Linked DNA regions of Homo sapiens: region 1 is linked to region 2. A link is an interaction called in ENCODE POLR2A ChIA-PET data of the cell type or tissue named here. Cell type or tissue: A673. All regions are shown on one strand.

Evidence for each region. ChIA-PET counts read pairs that join two places held together with the same protein. Peaks named below come from ENCODE experiments on the same cell type or tissue, not always from the same donor. Only the 100,000 strongest peaks of a DNase experiment are listed, where the experiment ranks them.
Region 1: POLR2A ChIA-PET joins it to region 2 with 6 read pairs; 4 of 35 experiments call an interaction of 5 or more read pairs at or near these places.

Annotation. Positions count from the first base shown.
Region 1 is chr3:103,491,523-103,499,522 of GRCh38, reverse strand. No RefSeq gene overlaps it. Among named protein-coding and RNA genes, the nearest start is that of MIR548AB, 29 kb to the left of the region's middle. In A673, no CTCF peak of the experiment used is centred here; DNase peaks (open chromatin) are centred at 222, 3,322, 4,782, 5,962 and 2 weaker places; H3K27ac peaks cover 7,900 bases.
Region 2 is chr3:103,437,204-103,445,203 of GRCh38, reverse strand. No RefSeq gene overlaps it. Among named protein-coding and RNA genes, the nearest start is that of MIR548AB, 83 kb to the left of the region's middle. In A673, CTCF peaks have their summits at 4,285 and 4,484; a DNase peak (open chromatin) is centred at 4,473.

The DNA.
Region 1 (8,000 bases), 54 kb before region 2:
TACAGATCCTATGGTAGAGTAACATAACATGTAGAATCTTTTTTTTTTTTCAGTTTGGGCAGTGATCCTGTAATTTTTCTAGAGAAGTGACATTTAAGTTGAATGCTAAAAGATGAATAAAAATAACCATGTGGACAGTGGGAGGAAAAGCATACCAGAAAGATAAAACAGCATGTGGGAAAGCCTGAAAAGGAAAGGAGTTGGTACATTGTAGAAAGGTTTAAAATACCAGTGTGGTTATGGCATAGTGAGTAAGTGGAGGAGCTGCATTTGATGCCTATGGAGAACAATGCTGAACAAAAATCTGGGGAAAGCATGCAGATTAGCCTTCTCAATTCTAGAGTTAGACAGAAATTCTGTGTTTTAAATCTGACAGTACTTGTCTTTAGTTATATGACCCAGGGGCAAATGGTTTATTTATTTTTCTTGTGCCTATTTTCCTCATTTATAAAACAATAATATTATTTCCTATACAATATTAAGTAGCAGATTATTATGAAATATAAATTGTTCACTATGTACAGGAGATTTAGAATGGTTCCTGGCTTAAGATAAAAGCACAATATATATTAGTTAATTGTTGTTAGTTTTTTGCTTTAGTTCACTTTAAGGAATTTACTTTTCATTTTCAAAAGCATGTGCTGTCATCTGTAAGTTTAAAGTTGGAAAGTGACATTATATCATTGACATTTTGAAACATAACTTAGGCTGATCATAAAAATTGGATTGAAAGAAGGAATAGTGAAATCTGAAAGGCTATTTGGGAAACCAATGCAGTAATGGAGAGGAGAAATGATAGCGAATTAGCTAAGGCTAATAATCCAAGGGTTAGTGTAGTGAATGGGTACCAGTGGAGGAAAGTAAATTCATTTTAGATACATTTTGGTGACAATGAGTACTGAACTTGGTGAAGTATTAGTGAGAGGGAATAAAGAGAAGTGAATGCAAAAAAATCATTCCCAGGTACCTGGTTACTGGAAGCATGTTTATATAGATGAAAAAGAAGGCGGCAACTCAAGTTACATTTTCCACAAAATCATCTCTTTGAAATATGAACACCATAAAACTTATTCTCTTCTCTATGTTTGTTTTCAGTTGTAACCTATTCTCTTCTGTTTGTTTCTAAATGTGAGCTGACCTATTTTTCTACTACTTTTAATAACTTTAATTATCTATATTATTAGTATATGGTGTTCTTTCTAATTAGTGAATGATTGCTGTTATCTTTTCTCTTTTATTTGAAATATATTCATGACAAAAATAAGGAAAATGGTATGTACTTGAAAAAACAGGCATATAAAACTTTAACATATAGGTGTAACAATTGTTTTAGGCAATGAATTTTGTTTCCTGTAGCACTTCATACCTCACCTCAAACCAAGATGATCAGAAGCCTAGAAAAAGACAAACAGGAATGGATATAGAGGAAGACTGTGAAACACTTCCGGATACTGGATGCTGTCTTTTAGGAACCTAACTCTATTACCAGAAACTTCCCTCACAGAACTATAGGCTGTCTGTAGGTTTGGAAGAACATTAAAACAGTTGGATTCAATCAGGAAACAGAAACCACACAATAATCTGTATAGGCAAAGTTTAATATAAAAATTATTACTTCTAACAAAATATTTGATTAATGAGGGACTGGCTAGCATATTACTTAGGGTTCTTGAGAGAAAGAGAACCAATAGGACATATATAGAGAAAGACCGATTTATTTTAAGGGAATGGCTCATCAGATTCTGGAAGCTGGGAAATCCAAAATCAGTAAAGCAAACTAGCAGTCTGGAGATTCAGATAGGAGTAACTATTGCAGCCTTCAGTGTGAAGGTAGAAAACTAAGGCAGAATTTCTTTTGGAAACCTCAGGCTTTTCCTTTCAATACCTTCTACTAATTGGAAGTGGCCTACCAAAATCGTAGAAGTCTGCTTTACTTAAGGTCAACTAATTGCAACTGTTAGTTACATCTAAAGAATACTTCCATATCAACATCTAGAGTAGTGTTTGACTAAACAACTAGTCACCATAGTCTACCCAAGTTGGCACATAAAATTATCATGGTGAAGAAAGTATAGTAAAGAGAACTCTAAGAAATACAAGAATAGTAACTATAAGGAGAAGTCAGTACCACTTGAACTATGATAAAACAACTAAAAAAGAGAAATCCCTACACCAGGGTTGAGATTCAGACCTTGTTGAAGAATGAATTCCTCACTGGATGGCAGAGAAGTAGCTGTGTTATTGCACTCGTGAATCTTACAAGAAATCTGCCCTCTATGTTGCCACAGAAATCCATGTCACGTTGGACGCACTCCACTATGGAACTTCAAGACAGGGGAGCCAGGGAAGCTACTAGTCGTTGGATGTAGCTGACTGCCCTGGACTACAGGAGCTGGACACTGAAGGAGCCACCTGTGCTGCAGAAGCCTGATGCTGGAAAAAGTGCTCTCACAATGTTAGAGCCAGGTGCTGGAGAAAACTTGAACCCTGCTTGCATTAGCTGATAGAGAAGCTGCTCGTGCTGGAGAGCCAGCACTAGAAAACTTTCCACACTCTGTAGGATAAACTCCGAAGAAGACTTCTGTGTGCAGGAGTCTGCCAGGAACGCATAGGAACCAGGAATGGAGGCCTCGTCCTCCTGTATTGTCTCTGAGTTATGTTTTAAAATGTCAATGACATAATGTCACTTTCCAACTTTAAATTGAAAAAGGTTTCAATTTTTCCAGCTGACAAAAAAAATTAAAAAAGGATTTAAAGAGTCCGAGCCCTCTTTGCAATGATAAATGAATTAGGAGCTGAGATGAAATAAATGAAAATCCGTCACAATTGTGTGTGGTGTCTTGTGGAGTCTATTTCATACAAGAAGATCTAAAGCTGGAGGAGCAAATTTGATAAAGGGCTGCAGTAAAATTGGATAAGCAAACATGTGCCTTCTAGTTCTGCCCTCACATCCATATAATGTATAATGAAGCTGTCTATGGGAGAGGTGTCAAAGAACATCAAAAATGAGGATGTCATTAAAAGTGGATCTGTATTCAAAAATATTGCTGCAGGCAGGTACGAAGAGCCAAAAATCATTAAGCTAGAAGAACTAATTGTCTTTCAAAAGTAGATCATCTGACAGAGTTAGAAAATGCATGGTAAAAGTTGCACTAGTACTCACTCCTTAATTCTAGGTCATGGTCTTGAACTTCTTACCACAGGACCAAAGGAAACTGCTTTAAATTTACTGTAGCTACAGAGGAATCCTATTAGTGGGGGATCATTCTCAACAAGTCTAGCAAATTGGGCAGTCCCACAGGAATAAGTACAGGAATAGAACATATTTTGAAATTTACTTTTTGCATAGCCTAACATTTTACAGCAGGTGGGGTCGTGGGACTTCAGCATTTTATGCTGAAGACAACAAAGGAATACAATCCAAAACAATGGAAAGCTCCAGTCCCTATATCAACATAATTTCACTGGAAAATCTTATAGACAATGTTGGCTTTCTTTTCCTCTGACAGCTCTGCTAGTATAAAGATATTGGTTATATTCAGCTAGCACAGAAAACATGCATATAATTGAATTTTTGTAGAATATTTTAAAATTTTATGAAACCCAAGCAATGGATTTCTATAATTCCTCTCTCTAAGAGAATTGAGTAAATTAAGCATTTCCTATGGTTCGTCTTGGTATTTGCATAACTTGTCACATCAGGTATTTAAAGTTCCTGCCACCTGAGGATTAACTGCACAATTACCAGTGACATTAATCTATTATTTAGAGAAACACTAGAAAATCTTTTACTACAACCATACTTCTATGCTCCTGCACGATACAGTGGTTTATCCTTTTGCAAAACTAAATGTGAATTCAGCATTACTTGCCTTATGGAATTAAGAAACTTTACTAAACTTTACTAAAGTCTTCTATATTTTAGTTTAAGTGTTTGCTTTATGGATGAGAAATGCTGGTATTTTAAATAATATTTGGCAGGCTTTTCTTTAAGTGGAACGTAGATTTTCTTTTTTTCTCTCTTTCTCTATGCTCTCTCTAGATATTTTTTATTCGTCAAAACACTCTAGTTGTAATAGATCTGAAATTATGCTCATTGAGGTAACACAGGGTGGATGGAGTGGGAGATGGATCTTGGCATCACTCAGCAGCATACAGCATAGAGTGCAGATGGGACAATATAATACAGAGGAGCAGTCTTAAAAGCCAGCACTCAATGATCTATTTTTCTTTTGCCCAGATTTTGGTTACAAAATGAGTTTACATTCATGTGATTGTTTTTAGTTCTAATATTCTATGTTTTTAGTGATTAAATGTTGTTATTCTAGTGTAAAGATGGAGAAACAGCAGCACTAAGAAATTAGTAACTTCCAATAAATGGTACTGCTTTTTGATACTTAGTGTATGGGATAATATAAGAATTAAAATAACAAAGATTTTGACCCAAATAAAGGTGGAATATAGGAGATCAGAAAGTAACATCTTGAGCATTTTGATGAAGAAAGCTTTCTGCATTATCAGTATTATTAATATTAAACCCACAACTGCTACTGTCCATAAACCTGGAAAGTCTTCTTTCTAGTCTTTGAACATATAGTAATAGTATTCTCCTACTTTCTCTTGAAACAGCAATTGCTCTGCTGTATATATGACAATTTTCCAGTAACAAATAATATGCATTAATTGAGTAAAGGAATCTGGACTCATTCAATTCAAGAGAAAAGAATTTATTGAGACTTTGCAGAGAGACTCCTTGGCTCTAGATATTTTAAGTCTCCTCTGCTGCGCAGCCAAGTATCACTGCCATTATCTCCAAGACAATACACCCTCCCTCCCTTCCTCCCTCCCTCCCTCCCTTCCTTCCTTCCTTCCTCGTTTCCTTCCTTCCTTCCTTCCTTCCTTCCTTCCTTCCTTCCTTCCTTCCTCGTTTCTTTCCTTCCTTCCTTCCTTCCTTCCTTTCTGCCTCCTTCCCTTCCTCCCTCCATTCTTTCCTTCATTTTCTATCTTTTTTATCTTTCTTTTTGTTTATTTTAATCAAGCCCTTTCTTAAAGCTCTATTTCTAAGCTTCTGATTGATGAAGAGCCAGAACTTTTAAAAAATTATTCTGCCAGTTTTATAAAAGCTAAGATGAAAACACCTTCAATTATTTTTATTCCAGTATCTGAAACCCTAGTAGAATTTGATGCCCACACTCTGAAATTTCTGCTTTACATTCTTTATATATCCCACACAAATATTATGATTTCACCCATATAATATAACTCAAAGGATATGGTTAACACAAAATATGCATTGTTCATAAGCCACAAAGCCCAGAAATTTCAATAAATTAAGTGTTCTCTTAGTCACTATATTTACAATGCTTACCTCCAAGTTTCCCAGTGGTTTCTTAGCAAAATATTAATTCTCTGAACTGCTTTTTGAAAAAAAGTTTCTGTAGATAAATAATTTTGAAGAAAAACCCTGCCATATCCTCCTCTGGAGATTTGTAATACATATTAATGTTTCTGACAAATACTAATACAAAGATGTTTCCTCGCAAACATATTTGACTATAGAATTATTTTATTGTTAATGTATATAAATAATTCACAGATAACTTCTTAAAATCTATTATCTTATTTGATTCTTATCAAATATGGCTAATATTGCAACCCTTTTACAGATGGAGAGTGGAATTAATAGATATCTCATAAGTCTTTTCAAGATGAATTTTAAAAAGTGGAAAGAGGTAGAATTTGAATCTTGATATGTGTAGTTTTTATCTCATAAAATTTCCCCAAAGTGAACAGAAGCTACGATGATTACATGAAACTCAAATGTAAGTAATTTCTTATTTTTCTATGAGCAGGTTTTGTGAATAACTCTGGCTCTGAATATTCATTGGTTCCTCCTCTCTATGCCAGGCTCACACCTCTCCCTCACTGCATTTCCAGCGAAGAAGCTTTGCTAATCTAATTAGTGAAAGCCTATCACATTCTTTGAGCTGAGTTTAATAGTAGGATATGATATTATTTGTTAAAAGAAAGGAGCAAACACTTCACCCTTTCTCACTAGTGTATTCTGGTTCTAGCTTCTAAGGCAGGCTTTGGTTTCTCGGGACAGTTCATTCAGGCATCCTTATCCATTCAGCTAGTTAAGTACAAAGCTCAGGGTCTACTCTATAGTCCTTGTCATCTCAAATTGAGGGAGAAGCCTTTATGTCATGAGCTCTGGCCAAACTATGGAGAAAAGCCCTGTACTGAGGGACAGTGAGGTATTTGTATGTACAGGTGTTAATAGAGTATTACCTATTTTATTTATTTTATTTGGTTACCTTTTATTTTATTACCTTTTGGCAGTTGCTTATTGTTGGAATGGTCACATTTAAGAAGGGCTAGTAGGATTTGAGGACCAGAAGCACATTTTAAAATCATATTGGTAAACAAGATCAACCTGAGCACATCCTTGCACTAGGCAATGTGATTCAGGATATGACAGAACTGGGAACTATAGTCATCATTATTAATAATGAATAGCTACTATCTGCTTACAATGTATGAGCCAACATGCTAGAAAATGTAAGCAAGTTATATCCATTTAATTCAGAGACTCTCAGCTCTCTGCCTATCAGGAGAGCTTTTATAATATGCTGGTATCCAGATAGCTTGAGTTGGGGAATGATTCACTTACATCGAAAATTATATTTAAAATAAATAAATTCACTTACAAGTAACTATGGTAAACTTACAAATAACTATGGTCATCTTTTGACTTACAAATCCTGAACATAGCTCCCATGCCTCATGGCTGAAGAAAATTAGTTACATTTATTGAAGGATTTACCCCAAATTGCTTTATATATCTTTAGTAAAAGTTAAATATGTATTTTCTATGGGTAACTATTACTGAGGTACTTAGATATTTTGATGATTACTGACCCGGGTCATACTTGAAACACTGCTAAAGATCTAGATTATATTTTTCCTGTTATAAAGCTCCTGAGCTTTCCAGTCTCTTATCAGCAACTTTTAAGTACTGAGATTTTACAATAAAAAGAAAAGTTGACATGGTTTTATTCACTCTGTTACTTACAAAATGCCAAGAGGGTTTCAAAGTCATTATAATTATTATTGTGAAGTGAAATAGGAATAGGCAATAAAATAAGATTTTATTGCTGCAGAAAAAAAAATTCAGCCTTCTGTAAACATCAGAAAAGTCCTACTATTCTTGCAACAAAAATTAAAAATAAAGTTACTGCCTCTGAAAAATATAACAGTAAACATATTACAGTATTCAGACCCCACATTTAAATAATATACTTTAGTATACAAGCCTCAAAGTAACAAGTACTTTACTTTTATGTAAATTGTTTCCTTCAAAGATATAAAGGTACTTTATATATGTTATTTGTATAGTCTCCTCATGTCGCATCTGAATTAACATAAAACATCACTCAGTTAAATATGTGTCATCTGTGTATTTAAATACAGATTCATGAATTAGAAACACAGGAAATTAATTTTTAAACTTCATTTATCAAACTGAAGGCTAGCAAATCAAAAATAATTATATGAATACAAGTGTATATCTAGGCTTCCAGATATTAGTTACATTAAACTCATTGCTAATCAAAAGCTGAATTTTAAAATATTAATCCCAAGAAGTAAAAATACACTTTAAATAACTTTTAGCGGATCAATTTATGAATATGGCTAGTTTAAAATATAAATTTACATATATCTATAGAACGAATTCAACTATTTCATTTTATAAAAATGTAAACATTTTTGGCTCAGCAATATATACTTTAAGTAAGCTTTTTAACTTTGAATATCAGTATTACATAAGTAAAGCATTGTCCTTGCATAACCATCATATTGACAAATGTATTAAGAAGCTGAGAATCATTTACTTTCCCTGGGCTGAGTCTCCATATTTGTCGAGTTATAGATTTTACTTAATTTCTGAGGTATAGATCAGTGCTAACAATGATGATCACAATTATAATATTTACACA
Region 2 (8,000 bases):
TTAGCCAATTTTTGTATTTTTAGTAGAGACGGGGTTTCACCATGTTGGCCTGACCTCCTGATCTGCCCGCCTTAGCCTCCCAAAGTGCTGGGATTACAGGCGTGAGCCACTGCACCCGTCCAGAAACTCCCCTTTTTAAAACCATGGGATCTCATGAGACATATTCACTATCATAAGAACAGCATGGGAAAGACCTGCCCACATGATTTAATTACCTACCACTGGGTCCCTCCCACAATGTGGAAATTGTGGGTGATACAATTCAAGATGAGATTTGGGTGGGGACACAATCAAACCATATCAGAAGTGTTAGTAAAATTTAATTCATTTGTAATTGTAGAATCTGGACTTATATTAATATTTATAATTGACATTTTAAAAATTTAAATATTTTAAATAATTTGAATATTAACAAAGAAAGAAATCCCTCAAACTGAAAAGACATTAAAACAAATGCCATAATTTTTTTATCAATTTGGAGACATAACTACAAATTAAAAATATAACATCTGACTAATATATTCACAGTGGTTTTGCAGAATAATTTTCGAAGATACATAGTTATCAGGAGGGAGTGATGGCTCATGCCTATAATTTCAGCACTTTTGGTTGCTGAGGGAGGAGGATTGTTTAAGGCCGGTAGTTCAAGATTAGACTGGGCAAGACCCTACCTCTACAAAAACAAAAATAATAATAATAACAATAATAATAATAATTGAATTATTATTTATCCAGGCATGGTGGTGTGCTCCTCTGGAGGCTGAGGCAGGAAGATCATTTGACCTTGGGAATTTGAGATTATAGTGAGCTAAAATTGTGCCACTTCACTTCAGCCTCAATGACAGTGCAAGCCACTGTCAAGAAAGAAAGAAAGAATGAAAGAAAGAAGGAAAGAAACAAAGAAACAAAGAAAGAGAAAGAAAGAAAGAAAGAAAGAAAGAAAGAAAGAAAGAAAGAAAGAAAGAAAAGTAGAAAGAAGAAAGAAAGAAAAAAGAAAGAGAGAAAGAAGAAAAAGAAAGAAAAACAGAAAGAAGGAAAGAAAGGGAGGAAGTGAGGAAGGAAGGAAAGAAGGAAGGAAGGAAGAGAGGGAGGGAGGGAGGAAGGAAGGAAAAATAATGCATGGTTGTCTTACAAATATAAAGATTTGTTTTAAAATATATTAATTAATGAGACAACTAGAAGATATTACAATTTAGTTGAAGGAGAAAGCAAAGAACCACATTTTTATATTCAGTGTTTATATCAATTTACATTGATTTCAGGAACACGCAAATCAATTTATAAAAACTGGGTTATTCATTGGGCAATAATCACTTGAATTTATTGGACAAAAGTAATGTGTATTAATATGTACAATAATTATTTGTATTTTTCTTAGTTTTGCAAAACAGCCTAGTCAAAAATTGCGCATCTCAATTGTATGAGATAAGCTCCAGAGGCTCCACCATTTCTTTTAAAAAAACAACCAGCAATCTTTTATGCGGATTCCAATTTCTTAATTTTTCTCTACGATTGGATGATATGTAAAGACAAAGTAATTAAATTACATTTAGAGTTTATTTAATGGTGTTACTCTTCCTATACAGTGCTGGTAGTTTTATTTTGAAACTGTCATATTGTAGTATAGAATACAATAAATAATAATATACTCATGTTCTTTAGAAACTTTTCAACATAAATATATACCAGTAGGAAGTAAATTGCATTATATAATATCTCTGTAGTCTTTAATATTTAAATTAGATTTATTAGTGTGATATTACGATTTTTCTTTCTCTCTCTCTCTCTCCATATATATATATATAATATATATATATATAAAATATATATTTGCTATCTATATTCACATAAAAGTCCTGGAAGCCTTAGCACTAAGGGCATAATGCAATCCAGTTAATTTCCTGGGAAAAAAGAACAAATACTTGGTAGGTATATAGTTCATTACAGTGGGCAGGAAATTAAAATATCCAAATACCACCTATATGTAACCACCTAAGTGAAAACATACCTTTAGATATAACTTAGCTTCAAATCAATAAAATAAAAAGGAGAATTGAAGGAAATGTTCTTTCTTTGGTATAGGACTTTAAATTTAACAATTTAAAAAGTGCCTGGTGCGGTGGCTCACTCCTGTAATCCCAGCACTTTGGGGGACCAAGGCCGGTGGATCACGAGGTCAAGAGATCAAGACCATCCTGGCTAATATGGTGAAACCCCATCTCTACTAAAAATACAAAAAATTAGCCAGACGTGGTGGCGGGTGCCTGTAGTCCCAGCTACTCGGGAGGCTGAGGCAGGAGAATCACTTGAACCCAGGAGGCGGAGGTTGCAGTGAGCCGAGATTGCACCACTGCACTTAGCCTGGCAACAGAGCGAGACTCTGTCTCAAAAAAAAAAGAAAAAAAAAAAAAAAAGAGGGACACAAATAGCAAATAGCAAATACAAAAAATACAAAAACATTAAAAACATTTTGTATTAGCTATCTATGTACTAATGTATTAGCATGCTGACTGGGTAATAGATGATACTATGCAATTATTTTAGTTTTCTTAGATGTCGTAATATCATTTTAATTACATAATGAAATGTTTTTTGAGATGCATAATGTAATATTTATGGATGTAAGCTTATAATGTCTTGAATTCACTTTAAAATAGTCTAACAACAAGAAGCTGCTGTAAGGGTGGATCAAACAAGCATGGCACAATGTGGATAGTTTTTGAAGTCGAGTGGTAAGTATGTAAGTGCTCATTGTGCTTTGGGGGTTTTGTGGTAAAAATTAAATGAAAATTAATGTGAATGTATTAATGAAAAAGTTCTTGTCAGAGAAACAAGAAACATGTTTCAAAATTTTTTTTCTGGTGTGCAATTCTGTATGATAAATACTATTCAATCCTTAAATATTGGAAAAATAAAACAGAACTTATCCAATACCCTGAGACAAAAGACCACCTAGTATATTCTTATTATTAAACAAAGAGAAATAAGCATAAATGCAAAAAATTAAAAATAAAAAAGAATTCTGTTCCGAATGTTCCAAAGTGAAGAGTGGAGAATTCTTCTATTTTAAGGAGGCATATACTCAGAAAAATGAAGTCCTGTGCCTTTCTTATTCTGAATCTTACATGTTGCAGCTTTTATCAGGAAGAATTATGATTGATAAATACTTTTATAGTTCGCTATTGATTTTAGTTATTTCAGTGTCCATTAAACATATGATGCATCTTGAATATTATTTCCACTAAGCTAACCTCGGTCATGTGGATGAAACAAGCAATCTTCCCTGTATTTGCACTCTAGAGACATACAGGCATAGGTAATGGTAATAATGAACATGGCTTTTTTTGTTTTGGTGACATTTAAGTCTATTAGAAATGCTCAATATATCTCATAGATCTTTTATACGAAACAGGCAAGGATTAAAAAATATTATAATTATTTTTCTATGTAGGATATTACTTTTGTTAATATTGTAGACACTTATCCACATATACAAAAATACAAACTGTAACTCTCAGTTCTTTAATGTTATCTGAAAAATCTCACTCAAAAGATAATTTTAAAAGTCTCTTCTAAGTTGTATTTTTAAAGAAAGGAATTCATATTGTTTCAGATATCAGTAAAACGATTCAATAAAGACTATATATTGAGAAGCCTGCAATTCTTATTAGCGAGGTCTTATAATCTCCTTAATTATTACATATATTTTATTCAAGATGCATGAAAATGAATATTCAGGGCAAGAAGTGGTCAAAATTTGCTTCATAGAGATCAAAGTAGATAGGATAGTTGAAAAAGTACATTCAGAAAATCTGTTCTTCTGTAATGCCTTAGACAGCCAGATTCAATAAATCTGTTTGCTTAAATAAATCTTTGGACTAACCTCCTACTCTTCCAAATAAGACTTAAACAAAATAACATTTCCTGTAGATTCAAGACAAAATACCATTTCCTGTAGCTATTTCAAGTTCCAAATGATTAATTAATCATTGAGTTTAAACACTCAGTCACTTTCCCACTGATAGAAAACCTTTCATCAGCATGCTCTATGTATCTGTCATCTCTCATTTTCACGTATAGGCTCAAATTTCTCTTCATCTTCTTATCCTTTACAGGAGGCTATTTTTTTCAAGAATAATATTCCAAGCTTGAAATACTTGGATGCAACAGTCCAATTAATCACTATATCCTACCTCCCACAAAGATTGCTCAAAGGATGAGAGGATAATTTATCAATGGCTTCTGCTTCCCATGTCACTCTCTGTACTGCACACCCCTCTGATGTAGTTAAGCAATTCTTTGAGCTTCAGTCATAATGTGGCTATGAGCTACATGAATTAGAATTTGACTTATTGAGTTCATAGTACTTGTAGGTATCATTGTAATGGCTTTGATACTCCAGTATCTTACTCCCTATATTTGCTAATTACTACTGTCTCTCTCCTTAGTGATTACAGGCTTCTTGAAAGCTGTAAAAATGTCTACTTCACCTGGTGGAATAAAGTGGTATAACAACACAGAAATTAGAAGGGCTTACTGCCTATGTGATATAAGCATATGATATATACTCAGTCAAGTTTCAAGGTGACAAATAATTTGACTCTGATATTACAATTTCTGTTATGTTGGGAGTCATTTGAGTAGGGTTTACCACAGATGTAAATATGGTTTAAGTCTTAATTTTACTGTAGAAAAAATATTTTCTTTGTTCTGGAAAATTCAGAACTTCAAAAAATTGCCCACTTTATATTCAATATGTAGTTTGTTAAGTTTCTCACAGCACCATAATGAAAGAGTCAAAAAGAGGCATAGAGGCTGACAGGTTAGCTTAAAAGAAAAGGCCAAGAGGCCATAACAGCAGAGAATAATAATGCTAATAACAGTGGATGCTTACAGGTAAGTGTCACAGAAATGGGCAAAGAAGACAGCAGCAGATCCTGGGGAAGGCTTCAGAATATTGTTTAAGACAAAACATCCCAGTTTTTGGAGAACGCTTATTTTCATGGTAGACTGAGGTGCACGTTATATTTAGCTGCTACATTTAGTTGCCATATAAAGCTCAAACCACCTGGTAACTTTTTTCTTGCTCAATATCCTGTGGCATTTGATAACACTTATTTGTGGAATATTTCTCCACAGACTTGTACTAACTTCAAGCCTCAAACACTAATTTCCCCTACTGAATTATCTCTGTAAATCACAATGACATCATAGTTACATTTAAATTGTGCTTTAAATCAAGAAATTATCAAAGAACCATGTTGTCAGAAAGAGTGGAAAAAACTGAACTTGCCATTTGTTGATGAAGAGGTGTTATTGCAAAGGCAACAAATTAAGAGAAAATATCTTTACTTGTTTAGAGACATTTTGATTGAAATAAAACATTGAACACAGTTAATATTTCCTGATAGTTTACAAAATCCTCTTGATATCACCGTTTGAATGTTTATATTTTACCTGAGGTTTAAAAATTTTATGCTATTTTTTCTCATAACAAATCTATGATATTAGTAATTTTTTATTACCATTTTACATATGAGAAAACTGAGGTAAAGTGAGTATAAATAAACTTGACTAAGATCATATAATTCATGCATCAACACCAAGATTCAAACTCACCAGAGTCTTGTTCTAAGAGTGCATGATTTTACACACTCCTTTATATCATATTTCTGATATAAATGTTGTCAAATACTATTCAGAATATCATTTCATAATTACATTTGTATGTTGCTTTAGGATCAAAAAATATGTTTTCAGGTGAGTGCCAATCCATATATTCACTGGGCTCATTTATTTATTAATCTGTAAAATAATTTTAGATAGCCTACTTCGTGTTAGCCATCGAGCTACACCCTGACAATACAAAAGTGAAACTACATATTGTCTATTCTCAAGTCCATAGAAGTAGATGAAACAGATGGTGTTTTCCACTGTTCATGATAAATACTGGAAATACATATTTTTTCTTTAGAATTTTCTTTGAGTTTATAGCACATAAGGGGCAACCAAAACATACTGCACACTTCTGCTTAGGTTAAAATTGATACTAGTGACAGTGTCAGGGAATCTGAAGAAATTTAATTTTTCTAAAAGATTACTGTGTAACTGAATGCTTTCTTTGGTATAAATTGTAAAAGTGGCCAATTATTATCCAACCCTGTAAACTATGACAGATTTATTTCCTGAGGGCTGTGGAGCTTATAGTCTTCCCCAGAAATATGCTTTTCTTCTATGCTGGGTATATGGATTGGTTTTGTGTCCTCACCCAAATCTCATCTCGAATTGTAATCCCCATAATCCCCCTGTGTCAACGGAGGAATCTATTGGGAGGTGATTGGATCATGGGGGCTGTTTCCTCCATGGTGGTCTCATGATACTGAGTGAGTTCTCATGAGATCTGATGGTTTTATAAATGTTTGACTGTTCCTCCTTCACACACTCTCTTGCCTGCCTCCATGTAAGATGTGCCTGCTTCCCCTTCCACCATGATTGTAAGTGTTCTGGGGCCTCCGCAGCCATAGAAAACTGTGAATCAATAAAACTCCCTTTTTTAAATCAATTACAAAGTCTCAGGCAGTTTTTTATAGCAGTGTGAGAAGAGACTAGTATAGTAAATTGGTACACAGGTAGAGTGTGGTACTGCTATAAAGATAATGTAAAAATATGGAAACAACTTTGGAACTGGGTAATGGGCAGAGATTGGAAGAGTTTGGGGAGCTAAGAAGAAGAAAGAAAGATATGGGAAAGTTTGGAACTTCCTAGAGACTTGTTGAATGGTTTTGATTAAAATGCTGATAGTTATGTGGACAATGAAGTCCAGACTGAGGCATGTCAGAGATCTTCACAGCAGCTCCTCTCATCACAGTCTCTGAGGCCTAGGAGTGTGGGAGATCAGTCAGTGGTGGGAGAAGCTACAGGGAAAGGAGCAGGCCTTCTGAAACGTCAGAAGTCTCTGCAAAGCTTTGCGTGAGAATAGCTGAAGGCAGCCGTTCTCTAACCCTGAGGCAAAGGGCAAGGAGTAGGTACAAGGGAGTGTAGGGGAATTTATTTTAAACAGGCCTGTTGACTTATGTTGACCAAGAACCGACCTTTGATCATCTTACTTGCAGATTGTGTTTGCTCCAGGCTTTTGGCATTATGTCTACACCAAATAAAAACAAGCAGCTCCAGTTTATCAGGGCTGCTGCACTTTGGCCACTAGAGCCAGTCAGATACCTAGCTGCTCTTACACTGCATACCTGTGTCTGAATACTCCTTTCATCAGTCACTTGGCCAGGGTCTGCAGGACAGACCTGGCATAGGAGGGAAAAATGGTTTAATGGGCAGGGCCTTGGACCCCGTTTCTCTGTGCAGCCTCAATCTTGATGCCATGTCTCCCAGCTGCTCTACCTCCAGCTGTGGCTAAAAGGGGCCACCTACAGCTCAGGGCATTGTTTCATAGGATGAAAACCTCAAGTCTTGGCAGCTTCCACATGGTGTTGGGCCTGCAGGTTCACATAAGTCAAGAATTGTGGTTTGGGAACTTCTGCCTAGATTTCAGAAGATGTAAGGAAATGCCTAGATGTCCAGGCAGAAGTCTTCTGCAGGGGAAGAGCCCTTATGGAGAACCTCTGCTAGAGCAATGGAGAAGAGTAATACGGTGTTGGAACCCCGACACAGAGTCACCACTGGGGCACTGCCTAGTGGAGCTGTGAGAAGATTGCCACCATTCTCCAAACCCCAGAATGGTAGATTCACCAATGACTTGTGCTGTGCACCTGCAAAAGCCACAGGCATTCAACGCCAGCCCTTGAGAGCAGCTGTGGGGGCTGAAGTCTGCAAAGCCACAGGGGTGGAGCTGCTGAAGGTGGTGGGAGTCCACCCTTTGCATCAGTGTGCCCCAGATGTGAGATATGGAGTCAAAGGAAATTATTTTGGAACTTTAAGATGTAATGATTGCCCCTCTTCTGGACTTGCATGGGGTCTGTATACCCTATGTCTTGGTCAATTTCTCTCAC